Regions from separate parts of the Mus musculus genome. Here regions 1 and 3 are each linked to region 2. Evidence: chromatin loops called from intact Hi-C (ENCODE). Cell type or tissue: left cerebral cortex. All regions are shown on one strand.

Evidence for each region. Hi-C counts contacts between places; a loop is a spot of excess contacts. Peaks named below come from ENCODE experiments on the same cell type or tissue, not always from the same donor. Only the 100,000 strongest peaks of a DNase experiment are listed, where the experiment ranks them.
Region 1: it touches region 2 in a loop (11-fold over the local background); 4 of 42 quality-filtered maps call a loop at or near these places.
Region 3: a loop joins it to region 2, with 11 times the contacts of the local background. A loop is called at or near these places in 4 of 42 quality-filtered maps.

Annotation. Positions count from the first base shown.
Region 1 is chr14:29,862,837-29,870,836 of GRCm38, reverse strand. No RefSeq gene overlaps it. Among named protein-coding and RNA genes, the nearest start is that of Gm35281, 70 kb to the right of the region's middle. In left cerebral cortex, no CTCF peak of the experiment used is centred here; DNase peaks (open chromatin) are centred at 3,773, 4,170, 7,344, 7,560 and 1 more place; H3K27ac peaks cover 5,462 bases.
Region 2 is chr14:29,719,310-29,727,309 of GRCm38, reverse strand. It overlaps Cacna2d3 (calcium channel, voltage-dependent, alpha2/delta subunit 3), which reads left to right and starts at 5,446. Exons shown (of 38, transcript NM_009785.1): 1 at 5,446-5,664; 2 at 6,357-6,438. The coding sequence starts at 5,543. In left cerebral cortex, a CTCF peak has its summit at 4,724; DNase peaks (open chromatin) are centred at 5,678, 6,441, 6,823, 7,821 and 4 more places; H3K4me3 peaks cover 4,238 bases; H3K27ac peaks cover 3,688 bases.
Region 3 is chr14:29,813,938-29,821,937 of GRCm38, reverse strand. No RefSeq gene overlaps it. Among named protein-coding and RNA genes, the nearest start is that of Gm35281, 21 kb to the right of the region's middle. In left cerebral cortex, no CTCF peak of the experiment used is centred here; DNase peaks (open chromatin) are centred at 2,964, 3,479, 4,109 and 7,088; H3K27ac peaks cover 1,418 bases.

The DNA of each region.
Region 1 (8,000 bases), 140 kb before region 2:
CTAATAGTGCTACTTCCTGTGAGCCTACAGCGGCCATTTTATTCAAACAACCACGTGCTCGTTGTCAATATCTGTTTGTTCAGTGGCTGTGGATTAAACACCTAAATATTCATTCTATTTTCAACAGAGGACAAAATGGGGGAAAGTCCTAGTTTATTTTAATTGTTCCTGCCGTTTGCAACCCTTGCTCCAGGGTCCTTTTGTGCTCTTCTTGCCTCCTAAAGGGAGTTGCTGGCCCTTTCCCCTTTTCAATTCGGATGAACATAGTTACTTAGAAAAATATGTGGAAATGGCCTCATGCCCACTCTAACACTAGGGTAGTCGGGGTTGGCATCCCTGAATTGTAATTTGGCATCCTGAGAGGTCGACACAGAGGAGCCACTGGGCAGGGAGCTTAGTAAGTGTACTGTGGCTCTCGTTGCTCGTATTCCTTGGAACCCTAGAGGGGACCTGTGCATCTAGGACACGAGTCGTTCTCTTCTCCATGGGGGCACACGCCTCCCTAGCATTTTCTGGGGACTAACCTATCATTTGGAAGTTACCAAAGCATAGCCTTCTACTGCAGAGGAGGAGTAAAGAAAGGAGGCCGTGCACACCGTTCCGAGGACCAGTGGGCTGCCTTCCGCTCAGACCTCTTGAGTTCTAGCATCTGCTGAAGTGTATTTATAGGCTTACTGAAAGGGTCTTGGTTATTCTGCGGCAGAAACCCAGTGTACTGGCTTTAGTCCAGTTCTGGAAAGCTGAAATGTTTGACTCTTTTGTTTTATTTTGGGAGTGTGCTGTACTGGTCGGAATCAAATGAGGAAGCGGTCGGTGGATTGTGCGCATAATGCTGTATTTTTAATTTTTTAATTTATTGTGTGCTTGTGGGTGACTTGGTTGGGAGTTTGACAATTACTTGGTCATTTGGAGATGGTTACTCAGTTTTCTAGACTTTATGGCTAGAGAATTTTGCTTATTGTGTTTTGCTTTGACTCCCCCTCCCTTGTAGCTCTCTACCTATCCCGCCCCCTCAGCTTTGGGTCGCCCTAGCCTTCCTTTTCCCTCTTCTCTTGCTCCCAACATCTCCACAGTCCCGTTCCGCTTTTATGTCTTACATATGTACACATCTACATAAATTTAAATCTAAAATCTGAACGTGAAAGAAGACGTGATACTTGTCTTCCCCAGTCTGGCTAACTTTGATTAACATAATGATCTCCAGTCCCATCCATTTGCTTACGTGACTTTTTTTTTTTTTTTTTTTTTTTTATGGCTAGATAAAACTCTATTGTGTGTATATATGCCACATTTTCTTCATCATTTGGTGAATCTAAACATCAAGCCAGGTTTCATATCTTGGTTATTGAAAATAAAGCCGCAACAAACATGACTTTGAAATATCTCTGTGCTGTGCTGATTTAAATCCTTCAGGTAAACAGCCAGGACAGGTGTGTATGGATTAGGTAGCTCTATTTTTAGTTTTTTAAGGAACCCCCTTCTGATTTCCACAGTGCTTACACCAGTTCACCAGTTCACATCCCCATCAGCAATAAATTAGGCTCCCTGTCTCCCCATCCTTATCAGCATTTGCTGCTTTCTTAATGCCACCCATTAAGACTGGAAGGAGATAAAGTTTCTACTTTTGTTTTGGAGACAAGGGCTCATTATATACCGGTGGGTGGCCTAGAACTCATTATGTAGATAAGGCTGACCCTGTACTTAAAGTGATTCACCTGCCTCTGCCTCCTGAGTGCTGGGATTAAAGACATACCCTACTCTGTCCAGCCTCTGTGTTTTACTTTCCATTTCCCTGAGGCTAAGGATGTGGAACATTTCGTAAAACATCCCCTGATTTTTAATTTCTTCAAGAAATACCTACTTAATTAATGTCACTCTGTGTCTTCATGTCTTTGTGTCTCTGTGATGCTTGTCTGTCAGTCAGTCTGTCTGTCTCTTTTCTCTCTCTCAATCTTTGTGTGTTTACCAGCTTACAGGATTACGTTGCCTGCAGATCAGAATAACTTGACTTCTTCCTTTCCTATTCGCATTTCTACATCTTGTCTTATTTTTCTACCTATGATTACACGTACTTTAATGAATAAAATTGGAGAAAGTGGGTGCCCTCATCTCCTTTCTGGTTTTAGAGAGTTTTTCTCAGTTTTTCCCCTATTTGGAATACTGTTGGCTCTAACACGGCTTTCCTTGCTTGTTTTTCCTTTGTGTCATGTATCTGTTTTGACACTCAGGAAACTGGATTCTGAATGGCCAGTCCTTAACAGTCTCATATATAGACTCTGAGCCCCTTTAGGGCAGGGATCTCTTCTGCTCAATCCGAAAAACCAGCATGTGCCTAGAACTTAGTAGGTTCTCAATAGTATTTTCCAACATAATGAATGGGCGCTGTGGTGGTTCTAAGGGCATGGTTTGAATGTGCCCAGTAATCTTGGATATGTGTTTACCAGTTGTTGGCAGTATTTGGGGAGGCTTGAGGAAGTTCATTGCTGGGGGTGGCCTTTGAGAGTTTAAAGACTAAACTCTCCTTTGAAGTGAGCTCTCTGCTTTGTCCTTACAGCCTAAGATGTGAACACTCAGCTTCCTGCTCCAACTGCTAGGCCTGTTGCTTGCTGCCATGTTTCTCTGTCATGGTAGGCTCTTGTCTCTCTGAAATTGCTCGAAACAAAAACAAAACAAAACAAAACAAAACAAAACAAAGCACCTTCTTTAAGTTGCCTTGGTCATGGTGTTTTGTCCCAACAGTAGAAAAGTAATTAAGACAGATGCTGAATAAAGGACCAGACGCTAACATTTCTAAGAAGGAGTCCTTAAGTACTTGGTATAATCCCAACACTGGAGAGTGAAGGCAAGTGGATTGCTGGTTCAAGGCTATGCTGTGCTATATAGCAAGATCCTGTCTCAACAAGAAAACATCAACAAAAACTGGGAGAAGAAGATGATGAGGAAGAAGCAGGAGGAGGAAGAGGAGGGGGAGGAGGAAGAGAAGGGGAGGAGGAGGAAGAAGAAGAGGAGGGAGAGGAGGGGAGGAGGAGGAGAAAGAAAGAACATCTGGGAGGGGGTTGTGGAGGAAGCACTCTCCACTAAAACAAATTCACGTGGTGTTCATTTAAGGCAGACTAAGGCTGACTCTGCTAGCTAAAGCTCATTTCAGAAATAAATGTTGTACTTTGAGAACAATCATTTCCTGTGTTGATACAAAGTGAAGGACTTTGCAACTCGAGCCGCTTTTACCCAGATGGGAAATGTCCAGATACTCCTTATTGTAAGTAGCTTGACAGGAGTCAGGAGGAGACGAAGCCTTAGGCCAAGAGTTTGGGTCAGGCACCCTTGGCTGACTGATCTCAGGCACGCTGCCTAAGTGCAGAGTTCTTTCATCTATATAGTGGCTATATAGTGGGAGTGACAGCAGTGGCCTCATGGGGCTGTCTGGAGGACTGTGAGATGCTGCTGCTGCTGCTGGTGCACAGCGCCGGCCCTAACCATCACTGTTCCTTACACCTCTCCTGTTTTCCATTCCTCCTTCTTGTTACCTAACCTGGCTGTGAGCTGTTTCTCCTACTTGTATCCATGCTTGATCTCTAGGGAGCAAGTTGATGTCTGTTCGTCGTTCACTGTGGCCATGATATTTTCCATAGCCTTTGAAGGCTTTCAGCGGAAGCACATCAAGATGCTGGCTCCCAGAGTTTTCAAAAGAGCTCATCGCTTACAATTTTGGTCATTTAATTAGCAATCATCCTCCTTCTACACCCACTCTCACCCAAAGTTGGATGCCACCATCGTTCCAAGTCCTCAGCAATAGATTGCTCAGTGTTCCTTGTTCTTGTTAGTGTGCAAGCCTACTTTGATTTTTTTTTCCCCTCCTCAGAGATTTTACTGGGTGAGAAATTGACATTGAAGATGGTTTCCTAAACACTTGGCCTCCAAGGTGACTGCTTCTAAAAAGCCATTAGCGATGTGGAGAAGTCAAGCAGACCTTGCCCTTCTGGAGAGGCCCCAGCCCCCCCAAGTCCATCCCCTGGCTCCTCTGTGATAGCTCAAGGTCAAGTTCATCTATGGCGGTGGTGGAGATTTGCTCATTTTGTACATTATTTATGTAATGTGCTGGTTGTGAGGGAGTGTGGATGTAGATGATTCACAGGCAGAAGGAAACAGATTGCAGGAGCCCAGTTCTTTTCCCTTGGGTGTCCCTGGGTGTCCCCTCCACCCCCAGATCTCCTTGCCCTCCCTGCATGCTCTGCTCTCTCATGGCTACTGGGCTGATCATAGACCTGGTCTCTCCAGGCAGCTCATGTACTGGTCCTGTCAGGTGCACTGGCCTACTAGGGGGCCACAGAACTGAAGCTGATTCTAGAACCACACCTACCTCTTTAGGTGTGATGCTCATTCTGAAAAGCCCAAACCATAGAGTAACATAAGGAATTCTAAAAAAGTTAGCATGACTACTTCAGTGCTTATTTTTTTAAATATCAAGATTTTTTTTTAAATCTCATTTTTTTCCCCCTGTTGCCAAACCCCACTTTTCTGGGACATGCCTGGTTCCTGTGCTTAGTCTGCTGTTTATTGAGTACCCCATGACAAAAAAAAAAATGCTTCTTATATTTTTTTTTTTTGTGGTAAAACTACAAAGGGACTTCTTCATGACATATTAAAAGTTTTGTTTTAACTGTAGGACATACCTTCTTGTGACATTTCTATTCCCTGATGTGGCCAGAAGAGCCCAGACCGAGCAGGAAGGCAGGCCTGGTCAGTGTGCTGAGATGTGAGAACCCAGCTAGAGTCAATATCATGGAGTCAAACTCTAGGTCACACAGAGCAGTGTGGGGTTGTTCAGCCAGACAGCTCTGCTCTTTCAGATTGAGATCTCTTGCATTTCTTGGGGGTGGGCATAGGGGATGCTTGGAGTCTAGCCCGACTATCTCCCCATTGCAAGCAGGCTATTCAGGCCATGCTCATGCAAGACAGAACTGAGGGTAAGCATAGACTCCATCACATACCCATTGCTCACAACGCATTTGCTTGTACCCCATTGGCTAAAACAGATCACATAGGCATTTGCATTGGAGTAGATGGACTTAAAATGTGGCAGAAGAGCTTGAAATCAGGGAGAGGTGAGGAATTTGGGTCAGTTTTGTACTTTACTACTATCAGGTGTAAACTTGGGAAAGTTAACTTATCTTTATGAACCTCAATGTCCCATTCTCATGAAGTAGGACTCATGGTTTTTAACGGTTCAAGAATGTGTGTGAGTCAGGCGAGTGAGTTGGTCTAAATGGGTGTGACTCTGGCTATTTAAGGTCATACATGAGTTATGAGGCTGGCATTACTCTTGTTTCCAGGCTAAGGAGGGCAAATATATACCCTGTTAGCTATTTCCTTATTAACCGACTAGATGCTGTATAAGATAGGGCTCTCCATGGAAACAGAACCAACAGGATGTGTATTTATATAGAAATGTATTAGTTTTGCAATGCTGGGATAGAACCTAGCTAAGCTGTGCCCATGGTTAGGCAAGTGCTATAACTACTGAGTTACACCCCCAAGTCCCTAGCCACTTATCCCCAACCTCCTAGACCCCAGTTCTCCAGCCCCACAGCCCCACCTCCACCCCAACTTTTCTTCTGAGAAATGTGAAGACCAGACTGTAAAGTTAAGCTTGACACATTCAGTTCTGTATTAGTATTTCTAAGCACAGGCTGGTCTTGAGCTGTGGATCTTCTGGTCTCAGCCTCCTCAGGACTGGGGATACGGGTGTGTGTCACTCTAGCTAAGAGCTTTCCTTAAGAATTGTTCTATGGAATTCTGGAGATGTGTGCTAAGTCTAAATTCTGTACAGTGGGTTAAGACAAACACCAGGAAGAATTACACTTCAGGTTCAAAGACAGTGTGTAAAAGCATTTGCTTTCAGTCAGGGGAGGCCAATCTTGGTCCAGTTAAGGCCTACTTCTGCTTGGATGAGACACCCATGCTATGGAGGATACTTTTCTTTACTCAGAGTCCACCCATCTAAGTGTTTATCTTGGAGGCTAAGGGCATACTTCATGTTTAGTATACACAAGGCTCTATCTAGGTTCTCCCTTGCCACCACCATGTTAGTCTCATTCCAAAAACAGCCTTCTAGATATAGCAATGTTTTCTCAAATACCTGGGGCTGTGGCCTAAACAAATTACCACATAAATATGACATGAGGCTGGAAATGTGGCTCAGTGGTAGAGCACTTGCCTAAAACAGAAGAGCTCTACAAAATGCCACAAAACAGTGACTAGATAAATGAGTGAATGAATGAATGAATAGCTAGGTCCGATGGTGTAGGCTTGCAATCCCAGCTACTTAGGAGACCAAGGCAGGTGAATCATTCAGGGCCAGCCTGAACTACAGAGTGAGTTTAAGGCTAGCCTAGGAAACTTAACTTAAAAATAAGAAGTTTAAGAATGAAAAAGGGCTGGAGATATAGCTGAGTGGTAGAATGTTTGCCTAGTGCGCACCTGGGCTGTAGGTTCAATCTATAGTATGAAAGGAAGGAAGGAAGGAAGGAAGGAAGGGAGGGAGGGAGGGAGGGAGGGAGGGAGGGAGGGAGGGAGGGAAGGGAGGAAGGGAGGGAGGGAGGGAGGGAAGGGAGGGAAGAAGGGAGGGAGGGAAGAAGGAAGGGAGGGAGGGAGGGAGAGATAGAGGAAGGAAAGATGGCTTTAGTGCTGTGGACTCAGGCTTACATCTGATCATTAATTCAACAAATATATATATTGAGCACCTGTGGTGTAGCTGGCACAAGCTTACTGACTGGAGTCAGCCTAGTGCTTGCATTCCAAGCACCACAGTCTAGTAAGAGGGAACTGAGCAGTCACGACAGAAAAGTTTGCAAAATGGGCTGCTCTCTGTGAGGTGGAGGCTGAAGCCAGCTTTCTTGTGTACATTGTTTTCTTTAATCTAATAGGTAAGCAATTGTTGCCAAAACTCCTTCCCTGAAGGGATATAAACAAATTGTCTTTTCCTTATAACGTTCCAAGACACCAAAGGAAGATCCCAGCAAAATTCAGCCTGGGCAGCCAGTGAGTTTCTTTGTCACTCATGTGGCCTCTCACAGATGGGCAAGCACAGGAGCAGGAAGGCTTTACTGTGCCTCTAAACTGCTCAAAGTGGGTTTCAGATGAAACCGTGCTAATGCACGCACAGGGAAGAGCACTCCTAGAAGCAAGGATGTAGACATACTCAGGGCAGGTCTCTTTGCAGAAAGGATGACGAAGTGGACTTGCTCAAATGGACTCAACTCCTCCCTCTCTTGACGTTCACAGGACCTCATTCATTTACCCCTTCTGACGACGCTGCTTAGAGACATGTTCCCAAGATGGACTTTCAGACACTAGGAGAATGGTGAGAGCCTGCTTTCCACATCTCCTAGGCTCAGAAAGTGGCAAAGCAAGCCATCCTCTCTAAGGCAAGTGACCTGCTAGGGGCCTTCTCTCCTTAGCAGCTGGCCCTGGGCTGCATAGAGTTGTACAGGCAGTGGCCATTGGCCTGGCATTCACAAGCAGAGAAACATGGCTCGAAGCAGGGATGAAGGACCTGTGGGGGCAGAGAAGGTGGGGGGATGCTTATGTAAGTGGTCTTTAGACAGATGGAAAGCTCATTTTAATTGCATAAAAGGCAGTCTTCCTTGAGTGGAGATGTAGGTCCTTTGCAGACCTGTGCTGTATACATCTTCCTGCCTCTGTGGTTATAAATGACTTGTTATTTCCATGATAATTGGACACCTGTGTGTTGAGTTCTGTCTAGGCCACTGGATTCTCAGCAGTCTCCTGACTTGGGACAAGTGTACCCTGGACCTAATGATGTCATCTGAGGACTTGTCATCTAAGTGATAGCTGAAAGAGTGGCTTTGAGCAGTGAAAGGTTAAGCTTTCGAAGCGGAACACTGGGAGAAGAGAACAGGGCAAGCATCAAGCAGGCCCGCTCTGTTGATGGGGCCGATCCCTAAAGGTTTCTGTGCTGGAAGTGTGAAACCTCTTGT
Region 2 (8,000 bases):
GCTTAGGGGAGATGATCCATGCCAGGTGATCCCTCCAAATACTTTCCTCTGGGGTGGCTCTTTGCCCTTCCCCATGACAACCATCTTAGAGCTGGGGCAGTGCTCAATAGAAGAGCTGCATCTGGTATAGCGTGTGTTGCCTGGCCACTTCCTGCCATTGCCTGTGCTGTCGGGGTTCAAGGAGCTACTTTGTCCAGGTCAGTGGAAGGCTAAACATTGGAAAGGAAAATCACATCTGGCTGAATTCAGATCAAGGTTGCTCAAACATCTACTCCATGCAGGAGCTTGGACACAGTGGACCTCAGACTGTTTCCCGGTCTGTGTATTCCTGGGGCTGCATTCCAGACTCAGTAGAACTGCTCTGGGCAGCAGAGCACCTCTGCCATCACTGCAGTCTCCCCAGCCCAGGTAGCACACGGGGCTAGAAACAACACATGACAGGGCGGGCTCTAAAGGTGGTGACCACCACCTTCTGATATCTCAAAAGCCAGCGTTTGATGTTGTGTCTGGACACATCTTCCTCATCTCTTTCCTTTACATCTCCCTCCAGAATTGGGAGTGTTCAGTGCTGTTTGCAAGGCACTGGGTCATGGTGTCTAGGAAGGTTGAAGGGTGGGATTTTTAGGAGAAAGGAATTTCAGTCCAACAGCTGCTCCAGCAAATGTGTGTTGTGTCTTGCAACACTGAACATCTTACTGTAGCCACTTGCAGTCATATAAGGAAGGAGATTAACACTTGTGGGGAGGGATTCAATCAATCAACCAATCAATGGGTAGTGGTCACTGCTAGGAAAAGAAACGAAGGCAGCTAAGAGCACCACTGTGTGCATACTTCTATTTTACCTGAGGCTCTTGAAGCTCTCGCTACAATGGCTCCTAAACAGAAACAAATTTCAGCTATTGAGAAGCAACCTCAGGCCAATCGGAGGGAAGGGGAATCTGGCAGAGGACGTCATACCTGCAAAGGCCTCAGGAGAAAATAATCCTGGCTTTAACCTGTAGCCTGGTTGGATCACAGTAAGCAAGGGATAATGATGGAAGAGAAAGCTGGGTGAGGAGCCATTTTGATTTAATGCAGAAGGCATAGAAGGATCTTGACCTTGGGGTCTGATTTTTCTTTTCTAAAGAGGTGGTGTTTGTAGGTGCAAAAAGGAGGAGAGATCAATGGAGAGGGAGTTTAAGGATGAGTCTGTAGCGTGCTGGAGCAGGTGGCAGTAGTAGGGAGAGATGGCTTCTGTGTGAGCATGTGCAGGTGTGATGGGGAAGCAGGGAGCCGGGCTTCAACTGAGGGCCCAGCAGCATCATTGCCCTGAGGCATCCATAGAACCAAAGCAGAGCCTGGCTGGGGAAAGGCTGTCTGTGTCCTCAGGATGGAGAAAACAAAGATTTATTACATTTATGTGTGTATGCTCATGTGTTTGTCTTTGTCTGTGTACCACTGTGTACACTTTCAAGAGTCAGTTCTTTCCTTCTGCCGATGAGTTCCAGGGACTGACTCGGGTCATCAGAATTGGTGGTAAGTGCCTTTACTTGATGAGTCATCTCTTGAGGGCCCAGGATTTCTAAAGTGTTTCTCATTTAATAAGTATAAGATAAAGCTGGGTGGAAAGTTCACTAAAGCATTTGGTGTTTTGTTCCTTCAAACAGTTTGCATCTCCATTAACACCACCATAACCTTCTAGTTGGGGTCATTATCCCTTTTCAGCCTATAAGACTTTACCCAGATAAACCCTACCTGCCAGACTTGATTGAAATTTTCATTATGGCCAGCTTTTAGTCAGATTTTTTTGTTTTTAAACATCAATGATGCTTGATCTGATAATATTGAAAAAGTTAATAAAAATTATGTTATTATAATAAAATAAGAGGTATTCCATCATGTGGAAAGTTCACGCAAGATTAAATGCAGGATGTAATGGCCAGTCCATGTTTGTGCCTCTGTGTATGTCGAAGTCATGTCAAAGCAAACCCATTCAGGTGGGCTGTGAGAGCGACTCAGGGTGAGTAAGCCTGGTTGCTGTGGAGAAAGTGACTTTTTTTAAAATGACAAACAAACAAACAAACAAACCAACAAACAGAAATCTGCTTACCAAACAAAATCTCTTGATAAGGATCAAAGTTACCTTTCTTCACTTAACACAGAAGTGGCATTCAGTTTATTAAAACCATGCACAAGCTCTTTTGTATTTATATATTAATAGGTAAAATAGATTTAAGTTCTGAATTCCAGTAGTTCTAGGTGTAATTTTTTTTTCCTCCTTGATATCCAGTGGGACATTTGAAAATCCCTAAGGGTTAGGATAACGTTTGTGTGTGACTGGTCCTATTTCCACTTACTAAATACCCTCACAGCCTCAAGGTGTGATGACAAATATAGGGGTTTTCCTTGCTCAAACGCTCAGGTGTGGGGTGGGGTGGGGTAGTGTGGGGTAGGGTGGGATGTCAAAAACTCTCCTCCAAGAAATGCTTCTCTGGGATCTCCCTGGAGTTTCTTAGACTAGGAGCAGGTGAGCATTTTAAAGCCTCTGCTTCTGGCTGGCTTTTCACAGCCCTTACCATCTCACTAGCAGCCCACTGATGCGGGACCCAGTGCGAGCTCTATATTAGGCAGGACTGGTGTTCTGTCAGCAAGGGATGGTCTCCTTTGGCTGGACTCTGTGCTACAGCTGAAAGCTGTGTGTTGAAGTGCCTGCTTCCAGGTGTAAATAGCAGGATCCAAACCCTCAATGTTGGATGTTGCATTTAACACAGAAGGTACCATGGCTGTTTAGAGCACCCTGGACTGATGCCATGTGACCTTCCTTTAACTGGCTGTGGTCCTTGGACTGGTCACTTAGCCCTTCTGGGTGTCATTATACCTCTCTGTCAAGTGGTAGTTTACACTAAGACCTCTTTCTTCAGGGAATGTTGTAATGATGAAAAGGAATAGAAGACTTGAGTGGCAGCTTCCCAGATTCTTAATAGACTTTGAGATTCTTTAAATCATTTTTGAGCTAGTAGGAAATACTTAGTGCATCCATCTTAAATGTAAGTGTACCGGACTGTTTTGTTTAATAGTTACTAATTCTCAAAATCCTTTCTCTGGGTTAAGATCTCTAGCTGCCCTACAACTGTGGAGTCCACCTGTGCCAAGTGGCATGGATAGTGACTTAACCTCCAACCATGGTCACGACCTTGGTGCCCTCACATTGGCTGCTTCTTATCCTTTTGCTGTGTCAATCTCTCATCAGTTAAAGGCACACGACTAATCAGGGCGGAACATGTATTTCTTTCATCATACACACTATTGTTGATACTCTGTCAGAGTGCATAATTATATATTTCTCATTATTGCTTTTGGAGAAAAGCCTGTCCCTTCCTGATCTACACATCCCAGAAGGGCAGCTTGCCTGGTTGATTTACCTCCAGCACCCACCGCATGCCCTTCTGTGTCCCTTTTGACCAAGATGCTTGGCTATTACTGACTGGACGGATGGATGCAGGAGAAGGGCTGTTACCATACACCACCATAGAGGGGACAATGAAACCTTATGAATCGGGGCTAGTATGTACTCATTCATTCATTCATTCATTCATTCATTCAAACATCCATTTAGAAAACTCTTGCATTCTGGCAAGAAAATTAAATTTCCTCCCAGCCTCCAGTTTGAGTGTCAAAGCCATATGGACCACTAGCCCCGGGGTCAGGCTGTGCTTGGTTCAGTTTGGAAAGGGCTGGCATGCGTTCATAGGCTGGAGGTGTGTTCAGAAGCAGAGAATTCATTATAACTAGTTAGTCATCCATGGAGACACTGCCCGTGGGTGGGGTGCACTTGGCACTGGTGGGCCGGGTTCCTGGTGCTGCTTCCCTAGGTAGGTGTGTGACTGGCCTTAAGCCCACGGAGGCTGGGGTCTACCAGTACTCAGAAAAAAGCCTGGCAACGAGCCCCTCACATTCGACTCAGTAATCCAAACCGTTCACCACCAAGATAACTTTTCCGGAGACTGCTGTGAGGGAGAGCCATGCTGGATCCTAGCCGGATACTACCCCTACCCTTACTCAGTTCTCTGCAATTGAGTGCAAAGAACTAGGTAGGGTGTGGGTGTGGGGGGGGGGGAGAACCCCTGTAAATCCCAGAGGCGGAAATACATGCACATAAGGAGAACCGAGGCGGCGGGGGCGCGTTCGGAGACTAGGCGAGGTCAGGAGCGCACGGCTGCCCCAGGTCGCCCGAGTTTGCTCCGCCAGGCGAGGATGACTCAGCCTCACTCGGGTCTTTACCGTCAGCCCGCGCGAGGGCTCCACAAAGTTCCTAGTCACACCCTAGAGCTTGAACGAGGATGGGGGACAAGGTTTTTCTAAGGGTGGGGCCGCGGCAAAAGAGACATCCTGGGGCTTTCCCTGTGGGTATTCAGAAGCCTCGCCCGCGCTCAGCTGCCTCTTCCCGGGCGGGGGCTGGTGTGCGGAACCTCCGTGCTCGGAGCAATCTGAACCCCCCTCCTCCCCCCGCAGAATTAAGGGTGTCTGCCGGTCAGGTTGGACTTTCCGCTGCGTTTGCTTCCTTTCCCGCCCGGGCATCCTGGTCCCTGGGTGCACCGTGTAGCAGTGCGGACCCCGGACCCCGAGCTTCAGTAGGCTTGAAAGCACCCCGGCCCGTGGTCCGGAACGCCAGCGGTAGCTGTGCGGCCGCCGGGTGCCCGCGCCGCGACTGCAGCGCCACCCTCCGCGCTTTCCTCCAGTCGCCGCGGCGGTGGAGCAGCGATGGGCGGCCACGCCGCGGTGCACTCCCTAGAACCCGACCCCCTTGTCCCATCCCCAGCCCGTTCTGCCGCTATACGAGCCGGTCCACTGCCGCTGCCGCCGCCCGCTGGCTTCTTCCAGACTTCTGCCTCTTCCCAAGGAACCGTGAGGGGAATCGGGAGGGGGTCGCACCACCTCTAGGCTCCGCAGCCCCCCACCACAACGCCCCTGACCAGTCCCCGGGGCTCCTGACCAGATCAACTACTGGCAAAGTGTGGAGCATCGGGGTCCTCGGCCTCGCTCCCGAGCCGCCCACCCCCATTCCGCTCCGGTCGCCAGGGCCTGGGGACCGCCCGGGGCCACCCGAGAGTCGCGCCCGTGGCGGCGGACTGCGGAGTTGTAAAGAACTCAGCGGCCGCAGTGGGCCGGACCGGGCGAGGCACGAGCCGTGGCGGCCAAGGACACTTGAGTTTGCGAGTCTCCGCCCGCGAGGCGCCTCCCGCCCTCCCGCCGCGGCTCGCCGGACTCCCCGGGGCCGCCGAGGCGGGGCTGGGCAGCTGCCGCGGCAAGAGGCGCGTCTCGCTCCCTCCTCCCGCGCCTGCCTACTCCCCAGTGCTCCCTCCCGCCTCCTCTCCGCCCTCCCCTCCCCTCCCCCCGTACCCCGCTGCTTCCCCCCCCCCCCTGCTCCCCAAGTGAGCCGGGCGCGCGAGAGGCAGGAGGGGCGGCGCGCGGCGGAGCAGGCAGCCCAGCGCGCTCGCCCACCGCCCGCCCGGCGCAGCTCTCCGCGGCCGCTCCAGTCGCCGCCGCCGCCGCCGCCGCCAGGATGGCCGGGCCGGGCTCGCTGTGCTGCGCGTCCCGGGGGGCCTCGGCGCTCCTAGCCACCGCGCTTCTCTACGCCGCTCTGGGGGACGTGGTGCGCTCCGAGCAGCAGATCCCGCTCTCCGTGTAAGTGCCTGGTGTTGGGACTCCCCGGGAGGGGCGGCTAGCGCCCGAGAGAGACCCGGGGCGCCCAAGTTTGGGCGCCTGCAGGTGCGGCTGGGCAGGACCCACGGCGGGTGCGGGCCTCGCCTCTTGCACCTGCCTCTCAGCATCAGCACCCAGTGGCGGGAGACTAGGGTGGAACCTTCTCGCCCTTTCCCTGGGGCTGGGGAGTAAGACCTGGAGAGGTTCACCTCAAGTGACAGCGCCAAGTTTAGAGCCTGTTTACAGACTGCAACTTCCACGGGCTGTTTAATGGTCCCCTTTTCTGCTACCTTGCCATCCTACTTTTCCGGGAAGTGGGGTGGGGGTGGGGATGGGTGGATTTCTTCAGAGTAGTATTTGCCAGGTGATGCTCATTTTAGGTGTTTAAGTAACCAGGCAATTGTTTCTATGAAAGCCCGTGGTCTTCTTAGAGAGCCAGGCTTTACACCTTCTGAACTCCGGTGACCCCGGACCCCATCCCGCGCTGCGCTCTACATCTTGGTGCGGGTAGTTTGTAAGAGAGAGTTTTTTTTTTTTTTTTTTTTTTTAATCTTTCTTTCCTTTTTCCTTTAATGTTCTATCGCCCTGCTCTTTCAGCCACAGCCCGGTGTGTGCGCGTGTGTGACGGTGACACTGGTATTACATTTCTTCCCTCTGCTCTTTTCTCCCCATAGAGTGAAGCTGTGGGCCTCCGCTTTTGGTGGGGAGATAAAATCCATCGCTGCCAAGTACTCGGGCTCCCAGCTTCTGCAAAAGGTAAGGTTTCTGTGGTGACAGACAGCGATGATTTTTCTAGCACAGAAAATGGAGGCAGATTTAGTTTTTCCAAACAAACGTGAGCCCAGAGCTGCATCAGTTATCAGAGTAGTCTCTGATCTCCCGTTCTTGGCATTGTACTGTGCAGTGACTTCTCCCTACCAACCGGTTATTTTTAGATGACACTTGATTCCAAACACAAAGAAAAGCAGGATACTCACTCGCACTGTCCTGGCTGGGGCTCGGAAACAGTGTGTTTGCATGGCTCTTCTCGCAGTTGTTGGTATTGCTGTCTCAGTGCGAGAGCAGATGCTTCCCTGGCCAAAAGATGCTAACTTCTTCCAAGGGGCAGAATCCGGCGGGCAGCGTCTGTTTTCGGAGCCTCCACCTTGCTCGGGAGTCATAGGGTTCAGTGTATTGGCGAGATACCAGCAGCTTTGTTTGTCATCCCTGCAGTCCTACAATCCCATTATTCCCCAATCATCTAGACCCAGGGCTGGGGTGCATTGCATCATTACAGATAAGGCGAATGGATGTGGTTATCTTTCCACTCAGCTGCACTGCCGGGTAATAAGCTCTGAGAGTGGTCCACAAACTTAGGAAATTGGTCTGCGTCCATATATTTCTGTAAAGTAATGAGAATGGAGAATTGATTATTAGGCTGGTATCAGGAGTTGCATCAGTTTTAATTCAAATAGGCAGCATAAAGCTTAAAATTACATCTTGAGATATATGGCCCTCTTTATCCCCTTTAAGATAAAGAATGAGCTGGTGGGTGGGTGGGTGAGGGTGGAGACCAGAGCGGGTGAAAAGAATTTCAAGCTAGTAAACGAACCAAATTAATCCAGATATTCTCCTGACAATAGAAAATAAGATTGGCCTTTAGGGGACAATTCTCAGAGACTGGGTATAAAGAGCTTAAATTGTTAAGTTAACTTTTAAGCATTTTAAAATGTGTTTTTCGGGCCAATGTACCATATGTGTTGCGCATGCTGCCTGGTAACCAAGTCCATATTTTATTTATGGCATTCCGTTTCAGAGAGTAGCATTGCGGGGCATTATATGACACTGTTTGCCACACGAAATTCAAATATTATAATAAGGCATTGTCCAATAATAGGATAGCAAGGTGTGCTGGAAAAAAAAAAATGCCAGGCATTGAATCCTTCAAGCCATAGGGAAGATTGTTCACCTTCAGGCTGGGAAGAAGTTCACTGAAATGTAGTCAGTGATAAAACTTGATGCATTGGCCTGCCTTGATGGAAGACAGCCATTTACATACCTGCTACCTTCCTCTTTTTTTTTTTTTTAAGAATGGCCTTTCTCCCTGGTATTCTTTTAATTTGGTCCAGCCTTGCCTGTACACTGGCTTTTTGCCTGCTTGTCAGATGTTTTATATGACAAGCTCCGGACTGTGACACAGCCTGCGTATTTTGCCTATGCTTTGAATTCCTAGACGCTCTGAGTGTGAGCATATTGTATAACTTTAAAGAGATATTTCTCATCTGCATGTTGTAGTTGTAACAGTTCCAAAAGAACCCCCTGTTTGGTCTCTGTTGTAC
Region 3 (8,000 bases), 95 kb before region 2:
GGTATTGGTACAGTGACAAGCAGGTAGATCAATGGAATAGAATTGAAGACCCAGAAACTAACCCACACACCTATGGCCACTTGATCTTTGACAAGGGAGCTAAAACCATCCAGTGGAAAAAAGACAGCATTTTCAACAACTGGTGCTGGCACAACTGGAGGTCAGCATGTAGAAGAATGCAAATCAATCCATTCTTATCTCCTTGCACAAAGCTCGAGTCCAAGTGGATCGAGGACCTCCACATATAACCAGATACGCTGCAACTTATAAAGGAGAAAGTGGGGAAGAGCCTTGAAAACATGGGCACAGGGGAAAAGTTGCTGAACAGAATATCAGTGGCTTATGTGCTAAGACCCAGATTTGACAAATGTGACCTCATAAAATTACAAAGTTTCTGTAAGGCAAAGGACACTGTCAATAGGACAAAATGGCAACCAACATATTAGGAAAAGATCTTTACCAATCTCAGATCTGATAGAGGGCTAATATCCAATATATATAAAGAACTCAAGAAGTTAGACTCCAGAGAATCAAATAACCCTATTAAAAATGGGGTACAGAGCTAAACAAACAATTCTCAACTGAGGAAACTTGAATGGCCGAGAAGCACCTAAAGATATGTTCAACATCCTTAGTCATTAGGGAAATGCAAATCAAAACAACCCTGAGATTCCACATCACACCAGTCAGAATGGCTAAGATCAAAATCTCAGGTGACAGCAGATACTGGTGAGGATGTGGAGAAAGTGGAACACTCCTCCATTGTTGGTGGGATTGCAAGCTGGTACAGCCACTCTGGGAATCAGTCTGGCAGTTCCTCAGAAAATTGGACATAGTACTACCTGAGGATCCACTAATAACACTCCTGGGCGTATACCCAGAAGATGCTCCAACATTTAATAAGGACACATGTTCCACTATGTTCATAGCAGCCTTATTTATAATAGAATCTGGAAAGAATCCAGATGTCCTTCAATAGAGGAATGGATTCAGAAAATGTGGTACATTTACACGATGGAGTACTACTCAGCTATTAAAAACAATGAATTTATGAAATTCTTAGGCAAATGGATGGAACTAGAAAATATCATCCTGAGTGAGCTAACCCAATCACAAAAGAACACACATGGTATGCACTCACTGATAAGTGGATATTAACCCAGAAGCTCGGAATACCCAGATTCAATTCACAGACCACATGAAACTCAAGAAGAAGGAAGACCAAAGTGTGGATACTTTGATCCTTCTTAGAAGGAGGAACAAAATACCCATGGAAGGAGTTACAGAGACAAAGTGTGGAGCAGAGACTGAAGGAAAGACTATCCAGAGACTATCCTACCTAGGGATCCGTCCCATATACAGTCATCAAACCCAGATACTATTGTGGATGCCAACAAGTGCATGCTGAAAGGAGCCTGATATAGCTGTTCCCTGAGAGGCTCTGCCAGAGAATGACAAATACAGAGGTGGATGCTCACAGCCAACCATTGGACTGAGCATGGGGTCCCCAATAGGGGTCCCCAAGGGAGAAGTTACAAAAAGAACTGAAGGAGTTGAAGGGGTTTTCAACCCCATAGAAAGAACAGTATTAACCAACCCGACCTGCCAGAGCTCCCAGTGACTAAACCACCAACCAGGGATTACACATGGAGGGACCTATGGCTCCAGCCACATATGTAGCAGAGGATAGCCTTGTCGGGCATCAGTAGGAAGAGAGGCCCTTGGTTCTGTGAAGGCTTGATACCCCAGTATAGGGGAATTCAAGGGTGGGGAGGCAGAAGATGGTGATGGGAGAACACCCTCATAAAAGCAGCGGGAGGAGGGATGGAATAGAGGGCTTCTGTGGGAGTGGAACTGGAAAAGGGGACAACGTTTGAAATGTAAATAAAGAAAATATCCAATAAAAAAGATTTTAAAAAGTCAAAAAAAAAATTGGATAACAACAACAAAAAAGACACTTGCATGAGGCTTTGGTATAATGATGATTAAATACCAGAGAAAAGTGACTTAAAGCAGGATTGGACTTATGGCTTCAGTGTGCACATGATGATCTGTCCATCATGATGAGGACATGGTATAGCAGAGTGAATGTTATCCTGCTGAATAGGGATCAGAGGTAAAGGAAAAGCACCAGGGTAAAATAGAATCCCCAGGAAAATACCCTCAGCAACCTACATCCTGCCTCGAGCCACTTCCTGACAGTGCCACCCTCTTATGAATCCATTAAGAGATCAAACCATGAATCAATTGGCCAATTAATTAATCATTCACTAATCCCTTCAGTGCCCTTACATTCTAGTTGTCTCTGGAAACACTGTCACAGACAGACCTGGAAGTGTGCTGTACAAATCTTCTAGAAGATCCTTAACCCAATCAAGATGATACAATTAACCTTCATACCACGGTGATTGCAGGATGGGCAAACTGCTGATCATAGGCAGATTTTCCTAGGAAGGGAACAGAGGAACTGAGATCTTAAAACCATGTGAATCGTTGGTTCAGGCCAAGGGAAATCTCCATACAGAAAAGAGTTCATCAGATGTGGCTTGGGCTTCATCATGGCAGGGACACAGAAGCTGCTGGGCCCAACAACTACCAGCAGGAAATGGGCTCAGGAAGCCAGAGCGGACAGTTTATATGAGATGCAGGATGCCTTTGGGGACTGTCTTGTATCTATAGTGCTGATAGGAAATCAGAGAGCTAGAAGTGGGGGGTGGGATGGAGGGAAGAGAACTCACGCATGACTCTCAGGTTTTTTTTAAACAAAATTCATCCATTGTCTTTGTTGTCATGTTGTTAGGAAAAGGAAGTTTTGGGGGTACCTTGCTGTGGAGACCTTAAGTTGATCTCAGGCCACTAACTCTATGTAGTGTTCTCAGTCTCTGGGTATATTTTAGGGAAAGGATCCAACCCTTCATCTGTTTCTTGGAACAGAAAACCTCCCCCTCGCCACCTCCCAGCAGTGGAAAGGCTGAGTCGGACAGAAGCCAAACTCTCCTCACCCCAACTCATCCTGAAAACAGAGGAACAGAGCCTCCAAAAGTCCCTTGCAGAAGGTCATACAGGGTTGATTCTTGGCAGGTCCCTAAGTTTCCTGGCTCCCCAGCCTCTGTCTAATGGCTAAGCCCACTTGAGACATAGCAAGTGGATGGTTGGACAGAAATTGATCCCACTCCTCATGAACAGCCTACTTAGAGGTTGCTTCTCTGATGTGGTGACCCAAACACTTAATGTGGTCTCTGGTGCCCTCTCAGGCCAGCCTGATGGAAATTTAAGTAGGTCTATTTCTCAGAAAGATTCCCCCAAATTTGAATTTATGAGATGCGAGGGCTACCCAGGTGTGTCTGGGACCAAAACAAGGCAGCAGTGAGGTATGTGTGTTGCTCTATTTTGGGGTGTAAAATCACTAAGGTTTTGTGCCCGTGGGAGGGTGGCAAGCTGCTTTCGGAAGCATGGCCTTAAATATTTTCTCAGCAAGCAGTGAACCATAGTCAGTTAAATGGAATCCTTAACAGAAATCTCTGCCACCGCCACAGTCACGCCTCAATGTAGTCTTAAAAGAGGGAGCGAGAGTCTTAGAGTAAGCCCAGATGCAATTGGCATGTGTCTCTCAATCTGGCTTTCTGTGCTTTAGGTACAATTTTGTGGATCAGACTGTGAAGGTCCGCCAAGGAAACATAAGAAAGAAAAGTTCCTAAAAAAGGCTGGAGTTAGGATGACAAACCCTAATGAGAAAAGTAGTGACGACCTCTCAAAGATGTTTATATGAAATGGAAAAAAAACAAAACACCAAAAACATATTGTGGTCTTTTACATAGTCTGGCAAGCAAATGCATATGATGGATGCAGTTGAGGCAGTGAACTAAGCTGGTTTTTTTTTTTTTTTTTCCATCCACCCTCCTTGAGGAATTGCTACCTGCCTCACGGATCTGAAGCCAGCCTCAGTGGTTCGGCAAGCCTCCAGCCACAGCTGAACTGGGCGTGGGACTGCTAAGACAGCTTTGTCTCCCAAGCAGACTTTCCCTACCACGATTTGCATGTGTCCTTGTCTATACAGGGGCAGGTCATTTATCTCATGGAGGCCTCTGTGGAAAGGAACATGTGTTATTTGGGAAATGTTATCACAGGCGATCATGAATCACATTATCAAGTTGGTTGGCTAACTGAGTGTTTGGCAGAGAACTGAGGGAATGAGCTGTTGCCACGGTTATGTTTTGATGAGTTAAGGAAGGGAAGAGCCACTCTGAGTTGGAGGCTTGCTTAGAGAGAAGCTCCTGGAACCAGTTGCACGAAGGGGACTGTTTGGGGTGTTGGAAGCCAAGCTAGTTTCCTGTCTGGACCCACCAAACACTGTCAAGGAGACTCTGCAAACAGTGGCATGTTCTTTGAAAGGACACAAAAATCTTGGGGTCATCAGATTTGCTCAAAGCATAGGCCTGGTATTCCCAGCCCTGAGGACCATAGACAAGGGTCTTTTAAAAATGCAAGTCAAGGGTCTGTGGTTGGTGAAGGAATTGGAATTCTCCCCGAAATGAAGCTATTTCCTCCTAGGGAGCGATAATTATCTTCGCTGTGGGCCTTGAAGGGAAGCTGCTCGCTCTTCACGACTCCATCTTTGGCATAGTGTACTATAATGCTTAACCCTGACCCTTAACTTCACTGATCTAAGAAATACCCAAAAGAAAAGTGAAGTATGCCAGGCAGTGGTGGCACACGCCTTTAACTTGGGAAGCACTTGGGAAGCAGAGGCAGGTAGATTTCTGAGTTCGAGGCCAGTCTAGTCTACAGAGTGAGTTCTAGGACATCCTGGGCTACACAGAGAAACCCTGTCTCAAAAAAAAACAAAAACAAACAAACAAACAAACAAACAAAACAAAAACAAAAAACATAAAACAAAAAACAAACAAAAAAACCCAAAACAAAACAAAAAAATAGAAAAGTGAAGTACACCCCTGGGTGTGTCTGTGAGGTATTTCCAGTCAATTAGATCTTTTTCTTTCTTTCTTATTTTTTTATTAGATGTTTTCTTCATTTACATTTCAAATGCTATTCCCAAAGACCCCTATACCCTCCCCCTGCCCTGCTCCCCAATCCACCCACTCCTGCTTCCTCACCCTTGCATTCTCCTGTACTGGGGCATATAATCTTCGAAAGACCTAGGGCCTCTCCTTCCATTGATGGCCGACTAGGCCATCCTCTACTACACATGCAACTAGAATTAGACCTTTAAGGCTTCAATCTGATGATTGGGCTAATCTTTTTGGAGGATTCCTGATATGATGATAGGGTGGTTGACAATGGTAGGAGTAGAGCCTTATTGGAGGGAGTGGGTCACCAAGGGGATTGTGTGTCAGCATGTCCTGCTGAGCCATATCTTGCCTGTGTCCTGGTTATCATGATGTACCTATTCTGCCTTAACCTTCCTTGCCATGCTTGCCTGAGATCTCTGAAACCAAGAGCCAAAATAAATCCTCCCTTATGTCATTTCTGTCAGACTGGAGTAATAGAATAACCGATATACCCACTAAGCCTTTGAAAGCATAATGTTGTTTTTTTTTTAATTTTGAAAATTCCATACATTCATACAGTGTGTTTTGATCATACTCACCCATTCCATGTCTCTTCCAATCCTTCAATCCCACCCCCTATCCTCCTAAGTTTGTGTTCTACTTTTTTTTTTTTAAAGCTATACCAATGAGTCACATACTCATGAGTGTGGAGCTAGCCACTGAATTGTTATGGACTAAAGATCACATCCCTAAAGAAAACTGACTCTCCCCCTCTCGGAAGTCATCAACTCCTTAGCTAGGGGTGGAAACTCAGGGGATTTTCCTGCCCTCTGTGCTGAATATGGATTGATCTTACGAAGGTCTTGTGCATGTGGCCATAGCCACTGTGACTTTATGTGTGTAATGCTCCTATCATGTCTAGAATCCTTGCTCTCTGGCTCATACAATCTTTCTGCTCTGTCTTCTGCAATGATAACTGAGTCTTGACAGGGAAGTAGTGTGTGTGTGTGTGTGTGTGTGTGTGTGTGTGTGTGTGTGTGTGTGTGTTATATAGATGCCCCACTTGTGGCTGAGCATGCTACAGACACTTGTTCTCCTTGCCTTGACCAGTTGATGCTCACCAAGCGTTAGCAGGTGCTGTGATATCTGAATCTGTAAAGTGCATTCTGGGAGTGAAATACTTGCATGGAAGATACATCACCTCTACACAGAGACATCACCTCTCACATTCAGAGTTTATATGGATTGCTATTGATTTATTTTTTAGGTAAATTTGGCACCCTAAACACAAACAGCTAGGAAAATATACTCTTGGGACCTTAACTCAGGTTACGAACATTTTAGGAAAACCTGAGGGTGCTGCTGTTGTAATGGGAAATACTGGAAATGAATGGGAATTTAAGGTTCATTGGGAGTTCTGAATAGGCAGATAAGCAACTGAGAGCTCAGAGGATTGGACTACTTACCAAATCTAATGAAAGATGGAGCTTGAAGTCTGTTGATAATGCCCATGTCATTTTTTTCCCCAGTCTATGGCTGGTATGAACAAGGCTTGACAAGTTGGTCCAGTTGGCGGGTGTGGTGGGTTTCTGGTATCTGGGGAAGGAGAGCGCTTCTTTCCTCCCCTTTGAAATACTCAACACAATCCGCAGTGCACTATATGAGGAAGGAGGCCCCTCCTTTCCCATTTTTCTGTCCAAGAAGGGGGTACAATCAGCTCATTTCATAGGACCTAGCTGCTTCCAACTCTGCTTTTCTGAACCAAGTGGAGCCTCTGAGCAGCTCTGGTGTGTTAGACGTGAATTGGGAGTTTTCTTTTTATTGTCAGAGGCTGGCCAGGTGGCCACAAATCTGTTTCCTTTTCCCAGGCACACATCTCAATTGACTCCCCCCCACCCCCCGTGTCTGTGCAGGACCACATGACTACATCCTCACCACCAAACACAGAGACAGACTGATGTGTCACTTGAAAGCCAAGGCAGCTGCAAGCAGTTACATGGTGTCCAACTCACTTTTCCCCTCCCATGGCAGCTTTGGAGACTGCGATGCAGATAGCAGCCTTCCAGAATGGAAGAAACATTGATTCCTGAGTCAGTGCTGGTTGGTGGAGTGCAGCCAAGGGAGGTACCCAACCGGAACCTCTCAACAACAGACTTTGCAGGGATGAAAAATGCAACTTACCATTCAGCCGTGCAGAGTTGGTTTTGCTTATCATAGAAGCTACTATTAATTACCTTAACCGGTGTAACCAACAGGTGCTCACTCCCCTTCCTGAGCACTCCTGTCTGAGCACTCTTGTCAGGTTTGTGCTAGGGAGGATGTGTAAGTAATATGAGTCTTGCTGACAGGAGCATTACACACGTCCCTGTCATAGAGACACACGTCCCTGCCGTTGAGATTGGCTTAGCATGAACATGTAGCACAAATAGTGTCTTTGAGGAAGGCTTTACATTTTATTTTCTTTATTGGTTTTTATTTTTAGATTTCTAAATACTTTTTTGTTTTTCTTTTTTAGCTTTTTATTGATCCGTTGTGAATTTCATACCATGTGTTTCATTCTCGCTCATCTCTCCATCCCTCTGAACCCTCCGCCTTTGCAGCTTCCCCTCCACAAGAAAATAAAGTGATAATAAAAACAAACCCCAAACTTTGAAGTGTCTTGTTCTGGAAGCTGTAGTGTGTTGCAGTATGTCCCACAGTATACCCTTTTGCTCACACATCTTCACTTGCAAATATTCATTGCAATGAGTTGTTGGTGTTTCAAGGCTTCTGCTACACAATCTATACTGAATCCCCACTGGGACTCCTCTTGGATATCTTGTTGTCCTGTGTCATGGAGAACCTGTAGCTTTGGATCTGCGGGACTGGGCCCTTCATGTTCTCTAGCAGATCGTATCATAGATGGGGTAGATGCTGGGGTGGATCAACTCAAAAGCTCTGGATCTGGACCTGGCAGATAGCTGAGTTGGTCAGCCTGCAAGCCCTCCTGTA